Regions from separate parts of the Homo sapiens genome. Here region 2 is linked to region 1. A link is an interaction called in ENCODE POLR2A ChIA-PET data of the cell type or tissue named here. Cell type or tissue: CD4-positive, alpha-beta T cell. All regions are shown on one strand. Links, peaks and the distances in the headings refer to the core of each region. The heading gives the core; the rest is flanking DNA.

Region 1 (5,378 bases), core at 108-5,107:
ATTTCCCTAAGTTTCAAACCCTTTAGGGTAGAAAATAAATACTCTCCAACCTAATAGACTTTCAGCGACCAGTCAACTGGGACCACATTTGTCCTCTCAGTGGGAATTCCTACCCAAGTTAACAAGATTTGGGTAAATAAGGAAGGTGGCTGCCAGTGAGAGGGTGAAACGCCAGGAGATCAGAGGATTAAAGCCGACTGCAACAGGGTGATAGCAAGGGGCTCATTTCTCTGATTCTCCACAATTGTTCAATCTTTCGAAGGTAATTTATAGAGATGACTATTACCCATTCAAAGGTAGATGTTAAGCAAAAAATAGACCAGGAGCCAAAGTAAAATGTCACAGTTAACTCTTTGAGTCAAAACGTACTCCCAAACAACACCATCACAAATATACTTTTTGTACACTTTCTTCAAGATCCATCTATCGAAGGCAAATTAAAATTGTTGTGACCTAGGACGACCCACTCAACAGGAAGGAGTATTCTGCCCTCCTAAGTTAATGCTAAATGCCTTTGCTGATTTGATTCACCCCATCATTTTAACACACAAGGCTTCTTCTAATTAAGGCCTTGCCTCTAGTTTGCAGAGAGACATGACTTCTGTGGGTCATCCTCATGGTATCAACAGTAGACAGTGGTCGCCTCGTGGGATCAAGTGTCAGGTGAATGGTCCTGAAGACCAAGGTCCCATTTGTATGCAAATTCACCTTAATAAGCAGGATGGAGACAAGGGAAGGGCAAATGCTAAACATATTAGAAAGTTACATAAATTAGAAATGAAAAAATATCCCAGGCAAGCTCTAGATAAGACCTTGATTTGGGGAAGATCTTTCCAACATGACATGTAACTCAGCTCAGGCTTGGGCACTGGGTCCAGGCTGGCTGTAAATCACTTCAGTGAGAAGTGAGAAGGCCGAGGCAGAAGTAAAATTGCTTCTGAATAGCAGCACTTTCCTCTGCCTTCCCCCAGGAGGTAGGCGGTATGGCAAAGCCAACGACACAGCCATGTCACAGAGCTCCCCAGCTTGTAATATTAATCCTGGCTCAAAAAACCCAACTAAACAGGCCCACTCTTTATAAAATCGCTTTGAAAAAATTTGTTTGCTCCCATTTCCATTTGTGAGATGAAATCTGCCCAGCTGCTGTTTGTTCAGGGTGGGGTGGGGTATGTTCTCTTTTTGTTTAAACCACAGGGCTTCAAAAACTCTTCCCTTGAAGCACCCCTAGTAGTAGAGAATAGTAAATATGTCACCCTCAGGGGTCGGTTTTCTGTTTGGTCATAAAAATGCATGGAAATGTATATCCCATTCCTCTATATCCATTAGCATTAATTTTGAAAAGTTTAAAAATTACCACCAGGGAAAAAGGAATCTGATTATCCATTTGTTTTATGATCTGTACCTGCCACCACTACATACTGCATTGGAGAAACAACAACAAAAAATATGATGCAGATATAAACTGGGTAGCAACAATTTAGACAGAGTTGTGGGGGGCGGAGTGCAACAGCCTGAATTCAAGAATGCAATGAAGCCTTCTTGCTGCTGTTTTCAATTTCAGCGCTTCTGACTTCTGAAAAGAGAGACCCCTCGGCCAGGCACAGTGGCTCACGCCTGTAATCCCAGGAGGCGGGCGGATCATGAGGTCAAGAGATGGAGACCATCCTGGCCAACATGGTGAAAACCCCATCTCTACTAAAAATACAGAAATTAGCTGGGCATGGTGGTGTGTGCCTGTAGTCCCAGCTACTTGGGAGGCTGAGGCAGGAGAATCACTTGAACCCGGGAGGTGGAGGTTGCAGTGAGCCGAGATTGCACCACTGCACTCCAGTCTAGCGACAGAGTGAGACTCCATCTTAAAAAAAAAAAAAAAAAAGAAAGAAAAGAGAGGCCCCTTTTTAGAGAACCTCACAGACGGATTAAATGTGCTTTCCCTGCCAGTGATGGGCTTTAGAAATGGCTGAAATGCTACCTGCCCATACAGTGTGAGACGCTGCAGCCTCTAGGGGCAGCCAAACCACCTCCAGCAGCAGCCCCCAACCCCCACCCCGCCAACCTGATAGATGGTGATGCCATTTGTAGGGCCTCAGTGCTAGCTCTGCTTCTCACCAGCCCTCTGCACCTCTCTCGCTTACCCCTTTAAGAGCTGTCACGCAATAGCCATTAGCAGCATGCAGTGTGGATCTGCTTCACCAGAGGGTAATGCCACACAGGACTGCCCTGAACATGATTTTTTCTACCCTTGCCTTTCCATGTGAGCTTCTTTTACTACCAAAAAAATCTTAAAAAATATTCAGGCTATATACCAGGAATGCTTGTCTACTTCTAAAATATAGCCACCACAGAGGATGAAAACAAAAGCCATGCTACAGCTCTTTAAAATAACCTCCATTGGAAACCCAGATTATAAGTGGATTTGTTCAGAAACACGTAGTTACCATCAAAATGGCACCCGGCAAGAAACTTCTTGATCAAATTCAGCTCCTCCTAAGTTGGCTATGAATAGCTAAGGTTTCCATTTTATGTATCTCTTACAAAGGGCAATTGCATAACACCACAAAGCTATGTGAAGATTCAGGCTCAGGACCCAGTGAGAGAAGGAGACAGGTCCTAAATTGCTATCACTTCCTATTTTGCTGGGGAGAGCTCTAATCTGAATACTTGCCCCAGTTTATGTTGTAATTCAGATAAGATAATGTCTTGAAATTTTTTAAAAAGAGAGGGAAACATTGCTTTTTACAAGAATTGCTTGTCACATATTTGTCAGGACATCAGCAACAAAATTAATTAATTAGTTCATTAATTTAGAGACAAAGTTTTCCTCTGTTGACCAGGCTGATGTGCAGTGGTGTGATCATAGCTCACTGCCGCTTTGAACTCTTTAGCTCACAGGATTCTCCCACTTCAGCCTCCTGAGTAGCTGGGACCACAGATGTGTGTCATCACATCCGGCTAATTTTTTTTTTTTTTTTTGGTAGAGATCGGGGTCTCACTATGTTGCCCAGGCTGGTCTCGAACTCCTGGGCTCAAGTGATCCACCTGCCTCAGCTTCCTGGAGTTCTGGGATTAGAGGCATGAGCCACCGTGGTCCAGCCAACAAATAATTTTTATTAGTGTATCTTGTATACGAAATGAAGTAAGAGAATAGTGAGAGTAGTTTACACTTTAGGACTTTGGCTGCTGCTACTACTGAGAGGAGCTTAGTGAAAATGTAAAATTATACCAGCTACTCAACATCACACAATGCAGAGACAGAATCCACAGCCTTGTTGTTCGACAGGTAAAGCCCCTCTCGGAGACAGTAGAGGAGAGTGCCGCCTCCCCCAGTCGAATTGACAAGGTCAGCTTAATCACTTTTCAGAAGTAGGAAACCTTATACTGCCAGGAAAAATGATTACAGTTAAGCCTCACTGTACACAATAGGTATATTCTTGAAAAGTTATAATGAATAGAGTATTTGTAAATGGAATCATATTAGCATGTATTATGGAGGCTCACTCTATAAAGGAACCCTGTGGTGAATCGCTTTATAAAATGAAAGGAAAATTTGTTATGCAAATAACTACCTTTTAATTTATCTGTTTTAAAGTCAGGGTTTTCATGCATTGAGTCTTAAAACAGAGCACACCTGCCTATCCCCTCCAGCTCTGCACACTGTGGGCCAAATAAACATTTGTTTCCCCTCCTCTGAACTCCTCAAGCACTTAACAAAACAAACAGACAAAAAAAAAAAACACCTCTCCTGTTGATATAGAACATTTCACCTTGGAGTACAGATGTGGAATTGTCAGACCTTTTCTGTGCAGAGCCAGAGAGTAAATATTTTGGCTTTGTTGGCCATCTAGTCTCTGTCACAATGACTCGCCGTGTTTTTGTAGCCAGGAAGGTGGCCTTAGATGATGGTAAATGAATGGGCATAGCAGGGTTCCCATAAAACTTTATTTGTGGACCCTGAGATTTGAATTTCATAGCATTTTTACATGACAGGAAGTATTATTATTCTTTTGATATTTTTTTCAACCATGTAAAAATGTAAATTAGCTCAAGGTCAAAAACACATGATGGGCTGAATTTGGCCCACTGGCTGTAGTTTGTCAAACCCTGATATATACATTTATATCTATATCCTATCTCCCCCTAATAGTTTATAAACTTCTTAAGGGGAAAAGTTGTAGTTTAGTGGACAGAATATAGGCCTAGTAGTAGACGAACCTGGATTTGAATCCAAAATGTGCCACTTCCTGAGTGTCCTATTTCCACATCCGTGGGATGGGAGTCACCAGAGTTACTCCGTGGGGTTGTTCTGTATTAATGCGTAGACTCTGATACACAGTAGGTGTCCAACGAATGGCAGTTGTTATTTTTTCTTAGATTCTCTACAATGCCTAGCCCGGGCTTAGCAGGCAGCCAGGAAATGTTTGTTGGATGAATGAAGACATGCAAATGACCTGCCCTCAGCATTACTCTGGTTGATTTCCTCAGGGAAGGAGCAGGAGACAGAAGGAGCCATTTAAAAGGATCAATTAACTTCCCACTCAGAGGTGCCCTGACTTCTCAGCAAACTCAGCCAGAGATAGTGCAACATACCTACACTAAGAGGTCTGATTTATTTAAAATCCAATAGAGGGCAATGGTGCACCCCAAACCATCAATTCCATCTCGTAACTTTTCTTTGCATCTTGAGTCCCGGTAACCTTTAACTAGACAGGTTCGGTGATTGTCTTCATTGTCTCTCATGAGTTTTAAGGCGCATCAATTTTAACATTTCAAAGACTCAAACCTTTAAAATACAGAATTGCTTAGATGTCAAAGAATTCGTGGTCATCTTCTCCTACACACTGTCTGATGCTTAAATTCCTCCTGAGCAGCCTGGAGAGGTGGTTCCCATTCCTCCTGAGTGGACTTCCCTCACTCCTGCTTGGATTCTGGGTTAATGATCCTGTATTGAAACCCCTACTGTGTGTTATTCTTTGCTCTGCATCTTACATCTGTGTTTGGGGCCTTTCTGCCTTAGTTTATTACCTCTTATTGGGCATTGGACATAGGAACAGGAAACTGAGAAAGGTTACAGATGGCCCTTCTTGAAAATTTGTAAGCATAGAACGGACAACTACCTTATGGCTCGCCTGTAAGCCACTGCTTAAATATTCTTCTAGAGACCCAAATCAATCTATTCTGAAAATAAAGTGGGAAAGTGAAAAAAAAAAAAAAAACAAACAAAAAACAAAACAGGCTGGGCCTCACCAAGAGACCAAGGAGTAGCCTTTCCCCATTTTGGGCTCTCAGATGACAATATTTTTGCTCTATTCTAAACCAGCAGACACCCTGCTTAGAGAATACCTGTTAATCAGCTGGTCATGTTGGAAATGTTACCCTTC
Region 2 (5,378 bases), core at 279-5,278, 550 kb after region 1:
AAGACCATGGGTTTTAAAGCTGGACTCACTACTGGTCAAGTCAGGCCCTGCACCGGTATAACTGTGCTGGGCCACTTCTCCTCCCTGGCCCAGCTCCTCATCTGTAAAATGGGAGCATCTTAGTGCCCCTATCACAGGTGTTGAAAGAAGTGAACAAGGCCGGGCGCGGTGGCTCACGCCTGTCATCCCAGCACTTTGGGAGGCCGAGGGGGGCGGATCACCTGAGGTCAGGAGTTCGAAACCAGCCTGGCCAACATGGCAAAACCCTGTCTCTACTAAAAATACAAAAATTAGCTGGGCGTGGTGGCGCATGCCTGTAATCCCAGCTACTTGGGAGGCTGAGGCAGGAGAATCGTTTGAACCTGGGAGGCGGAGGTTGCAGTGAGCTGAGACTGTGCCACTGCACTCCAGCCTGGATTGCGCCATTGTACTCCAGCCTGGGTGACAGAGCGAGACTCTGTCTCAAAACAACAACAACAACAACGACCAAAAAAAAAAAAAAAAGAAAAGTAAAGAAAAGAAAAGGAGGCTGGGAGCAGTAGCTCACGCCTGTCATCCCAGCACTTTGGGAGGCCGAGGTGGGCGGATCACAAGGTCAGGAGATCGAGACCATCCTGGCTAACACGGTGAAACCCCGTCTCTACTAAAAATACAAAAACTAAATTAGCCGGGTGTGGTGGAGGGCGCCTGTAGTCCCAGCTACTTGGGAGGCTGAGGCAGGAGAATGGCGTGAACTGGGAGGCGGAGCTTGCAGTGAGCCAAGATTGCGCCACTGCACTCCAGCCTGGGTGACAGAGCAAGACTCCATTTCAAAAAAAAAAAAAAAAAAAGGAAAGAAAAAAGAAAAGAAGTGAACTAGACAATGCTTTACAAAGTACGCAGCATAGCTCAGGCCCATAGTCAAGTGTAGCTATCTAATTGACAAGGAGACTAAAAGGAGAAGAAAAAAGATTCAGAATAAAATAAAGGGGAGATGGAGAGGGGCCAGAATCAGTGTGCTGAGCAGGACTGCACTCATGGGCATGGGACCCGTACAGTCGCACATTGCCCTGCTCTCAGAATAGACCTAGCATTTGGTTGAATGCTCTGCATTGATTTCTGTTTGAATTTCGCCATCTTGAAATTCTTCATCATTTTATATTTGAACTTGTGTTTTATAAAGGAAGTCCAGTGGGACAAAGAAGCATATGCACCAGCAGGCTCAGACCAGCAAGGATGACAGGCGGTGGGCAGCAGAGCTGCCTAGCAATTGGCCTGGCCACCCTGTGTGCACCCACATGGCTGGACAGTTTGCGACACTGTGGGGCTGTGTGGGGACAGTGGGGGCCAGGATCTGTGCCCAGATTGGTGGCAGCAGCAGAAGAAACTGGTGGGGGTGTCACGGCTCCATGCCATCACGGGCTCCATGGTGGGAGAAGAGACTCCACATGGAACAGCCCGTGCCTGTAACATCTGCACAAATATAGCTCACAGCCTAAATGCTGGGACAGGTACTGCCAGCAGTCAGGCAGTAAACCTTGTCAGTAAGTTATTACAACATGGAAACATACACATGGATGTCGCAATAAAGCACGCTAGGGAGCTGTTAGGATTCTTCAAAGAGTTTTAGAATTTTCGGTTTTCGCCCTGGCATCCATGGGGATGCTAGGAAAAGAAAAAGAATCTCTGGTTTTGAAAATTGCTGCAGGCCAGGCACAGTGGCTCATGCCTGTAATCCCAGTACATGGGAGGCTGAGGCATGAGAATTGCTTAAACCTGGGAGGTGGAGGTTGCAGGGAGGCGACATCATGTCATTTCACTCTAGCCTGGACAACAGAGCAAGATTCAGTCTCAACAAACAAACAAACAAAAACAAACAAACAAAAAAGCCTGCTGCAATATTGCAAATATCCACAGTCTTAGAAATAAAAATTAAATGTATAGATCATCATATTCTACAGAAAATAATTCTATTTTATGTGAAGCTTACTCTGAAGGCAGTTTTAAAGCTAAGTTTTCCTTGTTATTGAAGACCCAGCAATCAAATGCATAAACAGATCATTAAAATTATATAGAAATCATGAAGTAACTTTCAGTTTCTTGTACAACCTTCACAAGTTATAGAAAATGTCAAAGAAAACATTAAAACATCGTTGTATAAGTTTACATTTAAAATTAAATCAGACACATATGAAACTGATTTATATGAATAGTTAAATTTTTTTTCTTGAAACGGAGTCTCACTCTGTCGCCCAGGCTGGAGTGCAGTGGCGCAATCTTGGCTCACTGCAACCTCTGCCTCCTGGGTTCAAGAGATTCTCCTGCCTCAGTCTCCTGAGTAGCTGGGATTACAGGTGCGCACCACCAGGCCTGGGTAATTTTTGTATTTTTAATAGAGACAGAGTTTCACCATGTTGGCCAGGCTGGTCTGGAACTCCTGGCCTCAGGTGATCCACATGCCCCGGTTTCCCAAAGTGCTGGGATTACAGGTGTGAGCCACCGCGCCTGGCCAATATGAAGAGCTAAATATTTTTTTAAAAATTCTTTAAAATCATGAATTTCTCCTACTGTGACAGCATATAAAATACTCTCAGCAGCTACAGCAACAATTGCCTTGGCAGAAGGAGCCTTCTCAAAATAAAAAGTATAAGAAATTATTTGTAATCTTGCCTTTGCCAAAAGTGGCTGTTGTAGCTTTCAATGGAAAATGAAGTTGTCATAAGTATAAATTTCAATAACATAATAAATGAACTTGCAAAAAGAATGAGCCAAAAAATCATATGACCAATCAAGAAATCATATTAGTAAGGCATTATTTTTGTATTATATAAAATGACACCAAAATATTATTATTACTATTTTATTTTTTATTTTTTGAGAGGGAGTCTCATCCTGTCACCCAGGCTGGAGTGCAGTGGCGCGATCTCGGCTCACTGCAACCCCCACCTCCCTGGTTCAAGCAGTTCCCCTGCCTCAGCCTCCCGAGTAGCTGGGATTACAGGCACACACCACCAAGCTCAGTTAATTTTTTTTTTTTTTTGTATTTTTAGTAGAGAGGAGGTTTCACCACGTTGGTCAGGCTGGTCTCGAACTCCTGACCTCAGGCAATCCGCCCACCTTGGCCTCCCAAAGTGCTGAGATTACAGGCGTGAGCCACCACGCCTGGCCTATTATTATTATTATTATTATTATTATTATTATTATTTGAGTGGGAATCTCGCTTTTGTCGCCCAAGCTGGAGTGCAACGGCATGATCTCGGTTCACTGCGACCTCTGCCTCCCAGGTTCAAGCGATTCTCCTGCCTCACCCTCTCCAGTAGCTGGGATTACAGGTGCCCGCCACCACCCAGCTAATTTTTGTATTTTTAGTAGAGATGGGGTTTCACCATGTTGGCCAGGCTTGTCTTGAACTCCATACCTCAGGTGATCCACCCATCTCAGCCTCTCAAAATGCTGGGATTACAGGCGTGAACCACCTCGCCCAACCCCAAAATATTATTTTTTATAATCTTAAATTTATGCTGTTACTCATGTGTTACTCTTACTCCTATTATATTTTATATGTAATATTTTGTAAGTAAAGTGCTTTATATTTTAGTATTTTTATTTCTATTTCTATTTATTATTATTATTTTTTTGAGACGGAGTCTCTCTCTGTCACCCAGGCTGGAGTGTAGTGGCGTGATCTCGGCTCACTGAAACCTCCACCTCCCGGGTCCAGGCGATTCTCCTGCCTCAGCCTCCCAAGTAGCTGGAATTACAGGCACATGCCACCATGCTGGGCTAATTTTTTTTTTTTGGTATTTTTTGTAGAGATGGGGTTTTGTCATGTTGGCCAGGCTCGTCTCGAACTCTGGGTCTCAAGTGATCTGCCCGCCACAGTCTCCCAGAGTGCTGGGATTACAGGCGAGAGCCACTGCACCCGGTCAAAAATTACACTATTTTTTAATATTGCTTTTTGAACAAGAGGCCCTGCACTTTCATTTTGTACTGGGCCCTACAAATCATGCAGCAGCCCTGATTCTGAAACCTAGCATTTCTTTGAAATAGTTTTCATATTTCTCCAAATTGTCCTGAGTCAGTTAAAACCCTTGCAGGGTTTAATGATTTCCCTTAAGTCCAATGAAGGCCAATCCATTACATTATAACTTTTTTTTTTTTTTGAGAAAGGGTCTCACTCTGTCACCCAGGCTGGATTGCAGTGGTGGTGATCATGGCTCACTGCACCCTCAACTTCTTGGGCTCAAGAGATCCTCTCCACTCAGCCTCCCAAGTAGCTGGGACCACAGGTTCAGGCCACCATGCCTGGTTAATTTTTGTATTTTTTGTAGAGACGTTGTCCTCAAACTTCTGGCCTCATTGATCCACCCACTTCAGTCTCCCAAAGTGCTGGGATTATAGGTGTGAGCTACCTCACCCAGCCCTAACTTATCTATTAATTTATTTTTAGATGGAGTCTCGCTCCAGGCTGAGTGAGTGCTCAGCCTGTCACCCAGGCTGGAGTGCAGTGGAATGCTCTCTGCTCACTGCAACCTACCCCTCCTGGGTTCACGGGCGATTCTCCTGCCTCAGACTCCCGAGTAGCTGAGATTACAGGCACCCACCACCACGCCCGAATAATTTTTGTATTTTTAGTAGAGATGCTGTTCTGGAGCTTTGGCCTCGCTTACAGGCGTGAGCCACCACGACCGGCCCTAACTTTTTTTTTTTTTTTGAGACGGAGTCGTTCTCTGTCACCCAGGCTGGAGTGCAGGGGTGTTCCATCTCCGCTCACTGCAACCTCCGCCTCCCGGGTTCAAGCAATTCTCCTGCCTCAGACTCCCGACTAGCTGGGATTACAGGCGCCTGCCACCACACCCAGCTAATTTTTGTATTTCTAGTAGAGTTGGGGTTTTACCATGTTGGCCAGGTTGGTCTCGAACTCCTGACCTCAGATGATCCGCCCACCTTGGCTCCCAAAGTGCTGGGATTACAGCGTGAGGCGCCGTGCCCGGCCCTAACTTCTTAAGGACCACATCGCAGCGTGGAGCGGGTCGCTCTGAAAGGCTGACATACTCCACGGGGCTCAGACGCCCCAATCCATCCCCCATCCCTTTTGGGGTGCTGTCCTCTCCACCTGGGATTCGTTCTTCAGCATCCGACAGGCGGCAGGTGCGGGGCCTTCGGATGACAGTTTCGGTGTTTGGGGTGTCTGGGCAGGGGAAGCACGTGACGGGCCTTTGGTGCCGCAGAGTGGAGCGAACACCTGAACCGCAACGACGAAGACGGGAAGTGGACAGGGAGGCGGGCGTGGCCACTAAGGGATGACAGCGACTCCGCACACGCGGCCTGCCCTCTGCGGACCACAGTGACGTTTCACCTTCTTGAAGATTGGAGAAGGGAGCCATCAGGTGAGAGGG

The links. Peaks named below come from ENCODE experiments on the same cell type or tissue, not always from the same donor. Only the 100,000 strongest peaks of a DNase experiment are listed, where the experiment ranks them.
Region 2: POLR2A ChIA-PET joins it to region 1 with 5 read pairs; 2 of 35 experiments call an interaction of 5 or more read pairs at or near these places.

The regions. Positions count from the first base shown.
Region 1 is chr22:39,940,219-39,945,596 of GRCh38, reverse strand. The region is part of intron 1 of GRAP2 (GRB2 related adaptor protein 2); the gene reads right to left. Among named protein-coding and RNA genes, the nearest start is that of TMA7B, 17 kb to the left of the region's middle. In CD4-positive, alpha-beta T cell, for the core only: a CTCF peak has its summit at 4,608 (motif pointing right); DNase peaks (open chromatin) are centred at 2,036, 2,906 and 4,646; H3K27ac peaks cover 4,482 bases.
Region 2 is chr22:39,388,718-39,394,095 of GRCh38, reverse strand. No RefSeq gene overlaps it. Among named protein-coding and RNA genes, the nearest start is that of TAB1, 8.4 kb to the left of the region's middle. In CD4-positive, alpha-beta T cell, for the core only: no CTCF peak of the experiment used is centred there; a DNase peak (open chromatin) is centred at 5,225; H3K4me3 peaks cover 510 bases; H3K27ac peaks cover 473 bases.